Linked DNA regions of Homo sapiens: region 1 is linked to region 2. The links are chromatin loops, found by intact Hi-C in ENCODE. Cell type or tissue: dorsolateral prefrontal cortex. All regions are shown on one strand. Each heading gives the region's core, and the rest is flanking DNA. Links, peaks and the distances in the headings are about the cores only.

Evidence for each region. Peaks named below come from ENCODE experiments on the same cell type or tissue, not always from the same donor. Only the 100,000 strongest peaks of a DNase experiment are listed, where the experiment ranks them.
Region 1: a loop joins it to region 2, with 4 times the contacts of the local background. A loop is called at or near these places in 58 of 110 quality-filtered maps.

Annotation. Positions count from the first base shown.
Region 1 is chr22:23,400,429-23,405,796 of GRCh38, forward strand. It overlaps the pseudogene ZDHHC8BP. Among named protein-coding and RNA genes, the nearest start is that of LINC01659, 30 kb to the right of the region's middle. In dorsolateral prefrontal cortex, for the core only: a CTCF peak has its summit at 2,437 (motif pointing left); a DNase peak (open chromatin) is centred at 2,403; H3K4me3 peaks cover 1,267 bases; H3K27ac peaks cover 1,582 bases.
Region 2 is chr22:23,536,853-23,542,220 of GRCh38, forward strand. It overlaps LOC124900476 (endogenous retrovirus group K member 5 Gag polyprotein-like), which reads left to right and starts at 29. Exons shown (of 2, transcript XM_047441690.1): 1 at 29-284; 2 at 1,909-5,368. The coding sequence starts at 2,022. The coding sequence ends at 3,893. It overlaps PCAT14 (prostate cancer associated transcript 14), which reads left to right and starts at 1,250. Exons shown (of 4, transcript NR_109832.1): 1 at 1,250-1,472; 2 at 1,909-1,986. RefSeq lists enhancers at 1-215, 1,448-2,062, 2,750-3,044, 2,770-3,064 and a silencer at 1,270-1,564. In dorsolateral prefrontal cortex, for the core only: a CTCF peak has its summit at 2,932; a DNase peak (open chromatin) is centred at 2,899; H3K4me3 peaks cover 604 bases.

The DNA of each region.
Region 1 (5,368 bases), core at 175-5,174, 140 kb before region 2:
TGAGAAGGCATCAGAGGCGCTGAGCGGTGGGGATGGCAGGTAGGCTGCGTGCAGGCCCCCGGGCCCATAGTCAGGGAAGTCCAGGCTCGGCTCGACACAAAGTCCAGGCTATGGATGCTGTCGTCCCCCAGGATAAGGGAATCGGGGCCTGGAACCTGTAGGGAGAAGGCATTCTCACCACTGCCCACCTGCTACCCTGCCTGCAGCTGCCAGTCAGCACCCACGGGGTCCACACCTGGCACCGCGGCCTCAGGAACTGGGCCTCAAGGAGCCGTTAAGAGCCACATAGTGACCCATGGCCCTGTCCCTGAGCATCCATGGCTGAGGGGCAGGGGCTCTGCAGCGGGAGGGAGGCCACAGCTGGCTACTGCAGACACCCAGGGCTCAGCCTTTTGAGCTACGCAGTCCCAGGGGCCTACCACTCAGGGCAACCACAGGGAGGAGGGGCCTCGTCTAGCCTCTTTGATGGGCACGTGGGCATGGGCTTGGGCTTGGGCTAGGGACAAGAGCCTCAGGAACCACAAAGCCAGAAGGCGATCAGGGCCAATGTAGGCTCAATGCACTTGGCCAACCAGACCCAATCCCCCACTGGACCCAGGAGTCCCAGGAAGATGACATACCCGGAGCCCTCATCTCCAAGCAGGGCTACCGCCTCCTGAGAGGCATGGCCCCTGCATGCCTGCAGACTCAGACCCTTGACAAGGAGCCTAGACTCACTGCTCCACCATGTGACTCTCTCCAGGAAGGACATCAATCCTGAGGGGAGAGGTCCCCAGGGATGGGGCTGGTCTGGGTGCACGGGCCCAGCCACAGGCCTGCCTCTCCGGGTGGCCCAGAAGGAGGGACGGCGCCCTGGGGCTGTTCAGCATTCCTGATCACTGCAAAGACCGCCCTGCGCTGCTCACCATTCCAGTGACCACAGAGCACTCATGCAACTCAGGGAAGAAAAATGTGCTTTCTCCAGCAGGTCTCAAATTCTTCCAAAGTCTTCCCATAGGCCTTACAGAGTGACTAATGGTGGAATTCCACGCATCCTGGTACCCAGTGCTCCTGGAGCCAGCCGCCCACCTGGCCTAGGACAACGCTGGCCAAGGGACAGATGCCAAGCCTGGACGTCCCGTGCCAGCCCCTTCCAGGACACCCTGCTCCTCTCCGTGGGTCCCAGCTCTGGGTGCACACAGGCAGGGTCCTACCAGTCACACAAGGCCCTTGGTGACCCAGGCAGAGCCCTGAGGGGTGTGGCCTCAGGGGATGTGGCCTCTGCTGGAGAGGCAGGGCTCAGGGGGGGCCCTTCACGGGGTGAAAGCTGTGGGGAGAGCTCCTGGAGGCAGGCCTGGGGGGACAGGGCTTGGGCGTGCAGGGGGCAGGGGGCAAGGCGGGGGAGGAGTGGGGGGCAGGCCACGCCTCTTTACCTGCTCGCCTCATCCACAGAAGGTGCCTTAGGACCCGTGAGCCGGCCTAAACTTGTACATGGCAGGCGTCGGGGGGTGGCGGAGGCTGGTCCTCTGCACCGACAGGGCACTCTCTGGGGATGTAGACCACTGTCAGACTGAGGTCAGATGGGGGTCAACCCATGTCCCTCCCCAGGTGTGGCTGCCCCGACCTCACCAACACTGCCTGGGCGTGGGGTCTGCAGGTCACTGCTGAACGTGCCAGCCTCCATCTTGGGGGGGCAGCGCCGGCCCCAAGTCCAGCGGCTTATCTAGCGGGTCCAGGCTGCCCTTGGACTGGGAGGGGGCGGGGTCAGTGGTGTGTGGGGCTTGGATGATGGGCAAGGCTTCGCTAGGGATTCGACCTGGAAGCTAGTCCTCTCCCCAGAATCTGTCTACGGCTCCACCTACCCCATCCACCTCTTTTAGGCCCCCCCTAACTTGCCTGTTTCCCCATCCAAGGGCCTGACTGCCAGCTTAGGCCCGCACCGCAGACACTCACCTCCAGCAGACGCCCTCTTCATCGCAGGGGTGGGGCGGGGCGCGTCGAGGACCGAAAGTCGCTTTGGGGCCGGCGCCCGTCTCCCCGCAGCCAGGTCCACATCCAGGCGCCGCCGCTCCGGCCGGGCCTGGCCGCGGGACAACGCTAGGCGTGCAGGGCGAGGGCGGCGCGGGCCTCCGGGAGGATGAATGTCTTATGGAATCAGGTGGTTTGACACTCGAGGAATCCGCCCAGTTCCCCTGGGCCGGCCAGGGCGGGCCGGGGGCGGACCCGGGCTGGGCCTCGCGGTGGGCGGGGCGCTCACCTGGGCGCCGGCGCGGGCGCGGGCCCGGGCTGGGGCTGGGGAGCACGGGCCGGCGGGAGCGCGGGCGCGAGGGGGGCGGAGGGGGGTTCTTGGGCGGCGCAGCGGGCCGGGGCGCGCTGCAGGCCAGGCAGCAGGAGGCGCTCAGCCAGCGCAGTGCACCCGCGCCGCGCGGGCCCAGACAAAGGTGGTGTATTCCTAAAGAGGCGGCGGCCCCTGCAGGAGGCCGAGGGGATGGCGGCCCGGGCCGCAGTGGGCCAGGCCCCAGGCCTGAGAGTGTGGCGGCCTAAGCTGGCCCGCTCCCCAAGCGGGCAAGGGCTTTGTCCGGAGGCCTGGGCATGGCCTCTGCCTACCCACTCCCTTCCTGGCCTCACGAAACCCATGAACCCCTCCCCGCCGGCCCCCTGCACAGAAGCCCTTGCTGGAGCACGGTCGCCCCCATTTTTCAGTAAGAAACAGGCTCTGCACTGTTTCTTAGGCTTAAGAGAGTTCTGGGGGCCCTCCTGGGCCTTTGTGGCCCTCTCTGCACCACCCTAGGGACGGGATCCAGGCCTGATGTTACCCGTAACCCTTCAGGGGTCTCCCACCTCTTCCCGCCTGCGGAATGGGGACTCCAAACCCAGAAGACGCTCTCGGAGGCCACCTCCTTAGTATCCCCCACTCTACCAAGCCAGCTCTCATGGGGCAGGGGGGAGGGGGGACGGGCATGGGGCCAAAGAACCCAGTGACACCCCTGCACACAGGGGTGCAGGTGTCCCTTCTCTGCTTTCTGCTCGGGGCACCCACCGGGCCTCACTGATGTGCTCCTAAGTGTATCCCGGGGTCTTGAGACAACTGCCAGGCTGCCCCTGCACCTGGAGAAGTGCTGGGAGTCAGCTCAGCCGGGCTGGGTCCTCCCCAGGCCCACCCTGCATGAGAGGACCATGCAGATGAGGGTCTTGCAGGCCCACCTGGTGTCAGTCTGTAGGACCCTGACTCAGGGATGGAGTGGGCCAGCCTGAGGCCTTGATGGCCCTCCTTAGAGCCCAGGTCCACTGACATGAAGCAGAGAGACCTGGTGACTGGGCAGCCCTGTGCTCTCTGCCTGCCCCTGGCCATGGAGGTGGCCCTGAGGGACATGAGCAGGGTGCAAGGCTGGTGGCCTGCCTGCTTTGTCCAGAGGAAGTGAGGACCTACCAGAGCCCTGGTGCTCCCATCTCAGCCCAGTGGCAGGCAGTTTCGCGGGACGGAGACATACTGGATGGGCCGGGCCCTCTGCCTGGTGTGGAGGCTGCACTGTCCACACACCTCTGGTTGCCACTCTGTAGCCCTCATCACCTTGGCCTGCTTTATCCCTATCACCCTTGTCCCAGCCTAGGCTTACCAGGGCATTGTGGAGTGCATGCCATTCCCAGTCGCACAGAAGGTGAGGTGGGGCCCAGACACCCCCCAGCCACTCTGCCCCCTGGCCTCCTGAAGGGGTGGGCTGTGCACACACTGCCACCTCCCCAGGGGGTACTGGCTGCCAAGTGCCACCATCTCAGCCCTTGCGGTGGCTCAACGGGTCCTCCCAGAGCCACATCAAGACGTCGTCATCCATTGCACAGATGGAGAACCTCAGGCGAAGCTCACATAGCCAGTGGGAGGCTGAGGCCTGACCCCCAAACAAGCATTCTTCCTCCAGGGTCCCTGCACACAGCAGCCTTCAGACTAGGAACTGAGCTCTTGCCACAGGGATGTATCAGACCCTAGATGAGTCATGTGGCACTGGCCATCAGTCTGAGGACAGCACTGGGGTGGACCAGGCTCCAGTCTTGGGCTGCTCTGTGCTTGCAGAGAGGCCTTGAGACACTTCTGTGCTTACTGTGCAGGCGTCACTTCCATTATCAGTGACCCAGAGCGGCCCACTACAGCTGAAGATTGTGACCCCACCCCCTCTCTCATAGGTTTAATGCCCCTCCCACCCCTCCTGGAGCAGCCGAAGTGACCATTCTGGGGCATGGGATGGGCATGGGAGGAAATGGGGAGCCAGGGCTGCCCTGGAGACTTCTGGTATCAGAACCCTCTCCAGCCACCAAGCCCAGCTGTCCCCAGTTGCTCTGGGTTGGGGCCTGGGCCTCCACTTCCCCACAGGTCTGTGCAGTGGGAGCAAGGCAGAGGCCCGCAGAGGGACAGGCTGGTTTCCTGTGTCTGCCAGCTTGGTCAGCACCTTGGCCAGCGCCCTCCCCGCTGGAAGCTGGGCCCACTCCTCGGTACTGGCTGGCTGATTAGGTGTGGGCCAGCGCTGACAGGGAGTTATGGGGGTGCAGAGGCAGGACAGGCCATCTGTGCCCAGCTGATCTGAGTGCCCAGGTTTTCTGGACACGTGACCCTGGGGATCAGGAATGAGCTGGAGACTGGAGACAGCTGTGCCCTCAGGGCTGGACAGACCTGTCACACCCTGCCTGGGCTAGGTCAGCAGGGCCACACAGGCATCTGCCTCAGTTGCTCCCCACCTCACACCCACCCTGTAGGGCACATCCTCTGCCAGTTTGCTCAGCCCACCAACCCCCTCCAATGAGGCCAGAGGCTGCCTCACCTCCAATACCCACCCCCAACCTGGGGCTCGGCTGAGCAGGGGTCAAGAAGGGCGAGCACGCATTTCGAACTTGCCCTGGTTTTGAGCTGAGGGAAGCAGAGGATGCAGGAGTTGCCCACTCCAGAGGCCCTGGGTGTGCGTGAGGAGCCCTGAGGCTGGGCTGAGCCGCTTGTGGGAGACACTGTGCCCCCTCCATCTGAGATCGGGGCCTGGGTGCCCGGGACACTACAGACCTTTTGGGGAACCTGGGAGTCGGGAAGTCTAGAGATGGGACCCACAGGCTGGAGTCTGGGCTTTCATCCACACTCCCCCCGCCCGACACTCCCCCAGCCACCGCCTGCACATCAGGGGAGACAACATGCCCCCACGCCCACCTCTGTCCCCAGCAGGGCTGTTCCTCCCCTCATCTGCTCGGATCAGTGTTTTCTTTAACTGAGCCCCATGGTGGCGAAGGGAGAGCTCCAGCGGACCAGGCAGCAGAGAGGGGAGGGGAGAAGCCCTCAAACAGGCCATGCGCTCTCCACAGAGCCGCATACAGCAGGAGGGGGCTGGGCAGCCGGCTCAGAGCCCATTCTCTC
Region 2 (5,368 bases), core at 71-5,070:
TAAATACTGAGGGAACTCAGAGACCGGTGCGGCGCGGGTCCTCCATATGCTGAGCGCCGGTCCCCTGGGCCCACTTTTCTTTCTCTATACTTTGTCTCTGTTGTCTTTCTTTTCTCAAGTCTCTCGTTCCACCTGAGGAGAAATGCCCACAGCTGTGGAGGCGCAGGCCACTCCATCTGGTGCCCAACGTGGATGCTTTTCTCTAGGGTGAAGGGACTCTCGAGTGTGGTCATTGAGGACAAGTCAACGAGAGATTCCCGAGTACGTCTACAGTGAGCCTTGTGGTAAGCTTGGGCGCTCGGAAGAAGCCAGGGTTAATGGGGCAAACTAAAAGTAAAGTCTCTCATTCCACCTGATGAGAAACACCCAGAGGTGTGGAGGGGCAGGCCACCCCTTCAGGGTAGGGTCCCCTCCATGCAGACCATAGAGCACAGGTGTGCCCCAAAGAGGAGCAGAGAGAAGGAGGGAGAGGGCCCACGAGAGACTTGGAAATGAATGGCAGGATTTTAGGCGCTGGACTTGGGTTCGGGGCACCTGGCCTTTCCTTGTGTATTTCTCCTACTGTCTGCCTAACTATTTAATACAATAAAAGAAAACCAGCCCCTGGTTCTTGTGGTGTTTCCACCCTCCCGGGTCCCCGCTGGCTGCCTGGCTTCCTCCCGCAGCTCCTGCTGTGTGTGTATGTGTGTGTGTGTGCACATCTGTGGGGCGTATGTGTGTTCGTCTTTGTAATTGAGGCTGCAGAGTGGAGAGAGCAGGGGTTTTCTCTGGGGACCCAGAGAGAAGGAGGCGTTTTCACCACAGCCGAACAGGGCAGGACCCCAGCACCCGGGACCCAGCGGGACTTTGCCAAGGGGATGGACCTGGCTGGGCCACGCGGCTGTTTGTGTAGGGAAAAGAAAGAGAGATCACACTGTTACTGTGTCTATGTAGAAAAGGAAGACATAAACTCCATTTTGAGCTGTACTAAGAAAAATTATTTTGCCTTGACCTGCTGTTAACCTGTAACTGTAGCCCCAACCCTGTGCTCAAAGAAACATGTGCTGTATGGAATCAAGGTTTAAGGGATCAAGGGCTGTACAGGATGTGCCTTGTTAACAATGTGTTTACAGGCAGTATGCTTGGTAAAAGTCATCGCCATTCTCCATTCTCCATTAATCAGGGGCACGATGCACTGCGGAAAGCCACAGGGACCTCTGCCCGAGAAAGCCTGGGTATTGTCCAAGGCTTCCCCCCACTGAGACAGCCTGAGATACGGCCTCGTGGGAAGGGAAAGACCTGACCGTCCCCCAGCCCGACACCCGTAAAGGGTCTGTGCTGAGGAGGATTAGTAAAAGGGGAAGGCCTCTTGCAGTTGAGATAAGAGGAAGGCCTCCGTCTCCTGCATGTCCTTGGGAATGGAATGTCTTGGTGTAAAACCCGATAGTACATTCCTTCTATTCTGAGAGAAGAAAACCACCCTGTGGCTGGAGGTGAGATATGCTAGCGGCAATGCTGCTCTGTTACTCTTTGCTACACTGAGATGTTTGGGTGGAGAGAAGCATAAATCTGGCCTATGTGCACATCTGGGCACAGAACCTCCCCTTGAACTTGTGACACAGATTCCTTTGTTCACATGTTTTCCTGCTGACCTTCTCCCCACTATCGCCCTGTTCTCCCACCGCATTCCCCTTGCTGAGATAGTGAAAATAGTAATCTGTAGATACCAAGGGAACTCAGAGACCATGGCCGGTGCACATCCTCCGTACGCTGAGCGCTGGTCCCCTGGGCCCATTGTTCTTTCTCTATACTTTGTCTCTGTGTCTTATTTCTTTCCTCAGTCTCTCATCCCTCCTGACGAGAAATACCCACAGGTGTGGAGGGGCTGGCCCCCTTCATCTGATGCCCAATGTGGGTGCCTTTCTCTAGGGTGAAGGTACTCTACAGTGTGGTCATTGAGGACAAGTTGACGAGAGAGTCCCAAGTACGTCCACGGTCAGCCTTGCGGTAAGCTTGTGTGCTTAGAGGAACCCAGGGTAACGATGGGGCAAACTGAAAGTAAATATGCCTCTTATCTCAGCTTTATTAAAATTCTTTTAAGAAGAGGGGGAGTTAGAGCTTCTACAGAAAATCTAATTACGCTATTTCAAACAATAGAACAATTCTGCCCATGGTTTCCAGAACAGGGAACTTTAGATCTAAAAGATTGGGAAAAAATTGGCAAAGAATTAAAACAAGCAAATAGGGAAGGTAAAATCATCCCACTTACAGTATGGAATGATTGGGCCATTATTAAAGCAACTTTAGAACCATTTCAAACAGGAGAAGATATTGTTTCAGTTTCTGATGCCCCTAAAAGCTGTGTAACAGATTGTGAAGAAGAGGCAGGGACAGAATCCCAGCAAGGAACGGAAAGTTCACATTGTAAATATGTAGCAGAGTCTGTAATGGCTCAGTCAACGCAAAATGTTGACTACAGTCAATTACAGGAGATAATATACCCTGAATCATCAAAATTGGGGGAAGGAGGTCCAGAATCATTGGGGCCATCAGAGCCTAAACCACGATCGCCATCAACTCCTCCTCCCGTGGTTCAGATGCCTGTAACATTACAACCTCAAACGCAGGTTAGACAAGCACAAACCCCAAGAGAAAATCAAGTAGAAAGGGACAGAGTCTCTATCCCGGCAATGCCAACTCAGATACAGTATCCACAATATCAGCCGGTAGAAAATAAGACCCAACCGCTGGTAGTTTATCAATACCGGCTGCCAACCGAGCTTCAGTATCGGCCTCCTTCAGAGGTTCAATACAGACCTCAAGCGGTGTGTCCTGTGCCAAATAGCACGGCACCATACCAGCAACCCACAGCGATGGCGTCTAATTCACCAGCAACACAGGACGCGGCGCTGTATCCTCAGCCGCCCACTGTGAGACTTAATCCTACAGCATCACGTAGTGGACAGGGTGGTGCACTGCATGCAGTCATTGATGAAGCCAGAAAACAGGGCGATCTTGAGGCATGGCGGTTCCTGGTAATTTTACAACTGGTACAGGCCGGGGAAGAGACTCAAGTAGGAGCGCCTGCCCGAGCTGAGACTAGATGTGAACCTTTCACCATGAAAATGTTAAAAGATATAAAGGAAGGAGTTAAACAATATGGATCCAACTCCCCTTATATAAGAACATTATTAGATTCCATTGCTCATGGAAATAGACTTACTCCTTATGACTGGGAAATTTTGGCCAAATCTTCCCTTTCATCCTCTCAGTATCTACAGTTTAAAACCTGGTGGATTGATGGAGTACAAGAACAGGTACGAAAAAATCAGGCTACTAAGCCCACTGTTAATATAGACGCAGACCAATTGTTAGGAACAGGTCCAAATTGGAGCACCATTAACCAACAATCAGTGATGCAGAATGAGGCTATTGAACAAGTAAGGGCTATTTGCCTCAGGGCCTGGGGAAAAATTCAGGACCCAGGAACAGCTTTCCCTATTAATTCAATTAGACAAGGCTCTAAAGAGCCATATCCTGACTTTGTGGCAAGATTACAAGATGCTGCTCAAAAGTCTATTACAGATGACAATGCCCGAAAAGTTATTGTAGAATTAATGGCCTATGAAAATGCAAATCCAGAATGTCAGTCGGCCATAAAGCCATTAAAAGGAAAAGTTCCAGCAGGAGTTGATGTAATTACAGAATATGTGAAGGCTTGTGATGGGATTGGAGGAGCTATGCATAAGGCAATGCTAATGGCTCAAGCAATGAGGGGGCTCACTCTAGGAGGACAAGTTAGAACATTTGGGAAAAAATGTTATAATTGTGGTCAAATCGGTCATCTGAAAAGGAGTTGCCCAGGCTTAAATAAACAGAATATAATAAATCAAGCTATTAACAGCAAAAAATAAAAAGCCATCTGGCCTGTGTCCAAAATGTGGAAAAGCAAAACATTGGGCCAATCAATGTCATTCTAAATTTGATAAAGATGGGCAACCATTGTCTGGAAACAGGAAGAGGGGCCAGCCTCAGGCCCCCCAACAAACTGGGGCATTCCCAGTTAAACTGTTTGTTCCTCAGGGTTTTCAAGGACAACAACCCCTACAGAAAATACCACCACTTCAGGGAGTCAGCCAATTACAACAATCCAACAGCTGTCCCGCGCCACAGCAGGCAGCACCGCAGTAGATTTATGTTCCACCCAAATGGTCTTTTTACTCCCTGGAAAGCCCCCACAAAAGATTCCTAGAGGGGTATATGGCCCGCTGCCAGAAGGGAGGGTAGGCCTTTGAGGGAGATCAAGTCTAAATTTGAAGGGAGTCCAAATTCATACTGGGGTAATTTATTCAGATTATAAAGGGGGAATTCAGTTAGTGATCAGCTCCACTGTTCCCCGGAGTGCCAATCCAGGTGATAGAATTGCTCAATTACTGCTTTTGCCTTATGTTAAAATTGGGGAAAACAAAAAGGAAAGAACAGGAGGGTTTGGAAGTACCAACCCTGCAGGAAAAGCTGCTTATTGGGCTAATCAGGTCTCAGAGGATAGACCCGTGTGTACAGTCACTATTCAGGGAAAGAGTTTGAAGGATTAGTGGATACCCAGGCTGATGTTTCTGTCATCGGCATAGGTACTGCCTCAGAAGTGTATCAAAGTGCCATGATTTTACATTGTCCAGGATCTGATAATCAAGAAAGTACGGTTCAGCCTGTGATCACTTCATTCCAATCAATTTATGGGGCCGAGACTTGTTACAACAATGGCATGCAGAGATTACTATCCCAGCCTCCCTATACAGCCCCAGGAATAAAAAAATCATGACTAAAATGGGATAGCTCCCTAAAAAGGGACTAGGAAAGAAGTCCCAATTGAGGCTGAAAAAAATCAAAAAAGAAAAGGAATAGGGCATCCTTTTTAGGAGCGGTCACTGTAGAGCCTCCAAAACCCATTCCATTAACTTGGGGGAAAAAAAAACAACTGTATGGTAAATCAGCAGCGCTTCCAAAACAAAAACTGGAGGCTTTACATTTATTAGCAAAGAAACAATTAGAAAAAGGACATTGAGCCTTCATTTTCGCCTTGGAATTCTGTTTGTAATTCAGAAAAAATCCGGCAGATGGCGTATAATGCCGTAATTCAACCCATGGGGGCTCTCCCACCCCGGTTGCCCTCTCCAGCCATGGTCCCCTTTAATTATAATTGATCTGAAGGATTGCTTTTTTACCATTCCTCTGGCAAAACAGGATTTTGAAAAATTTGCTTTTACCACACCAGCCTAAATAATAAAGAACCAGCCACCAGGTTTCAGTGGAAAGTATTGCCTCAGGGAATGCTTAATAGTTCAACTATTTGTCAGCTCAAGCTCTGCAACCAGTTAGAGACAAGTTT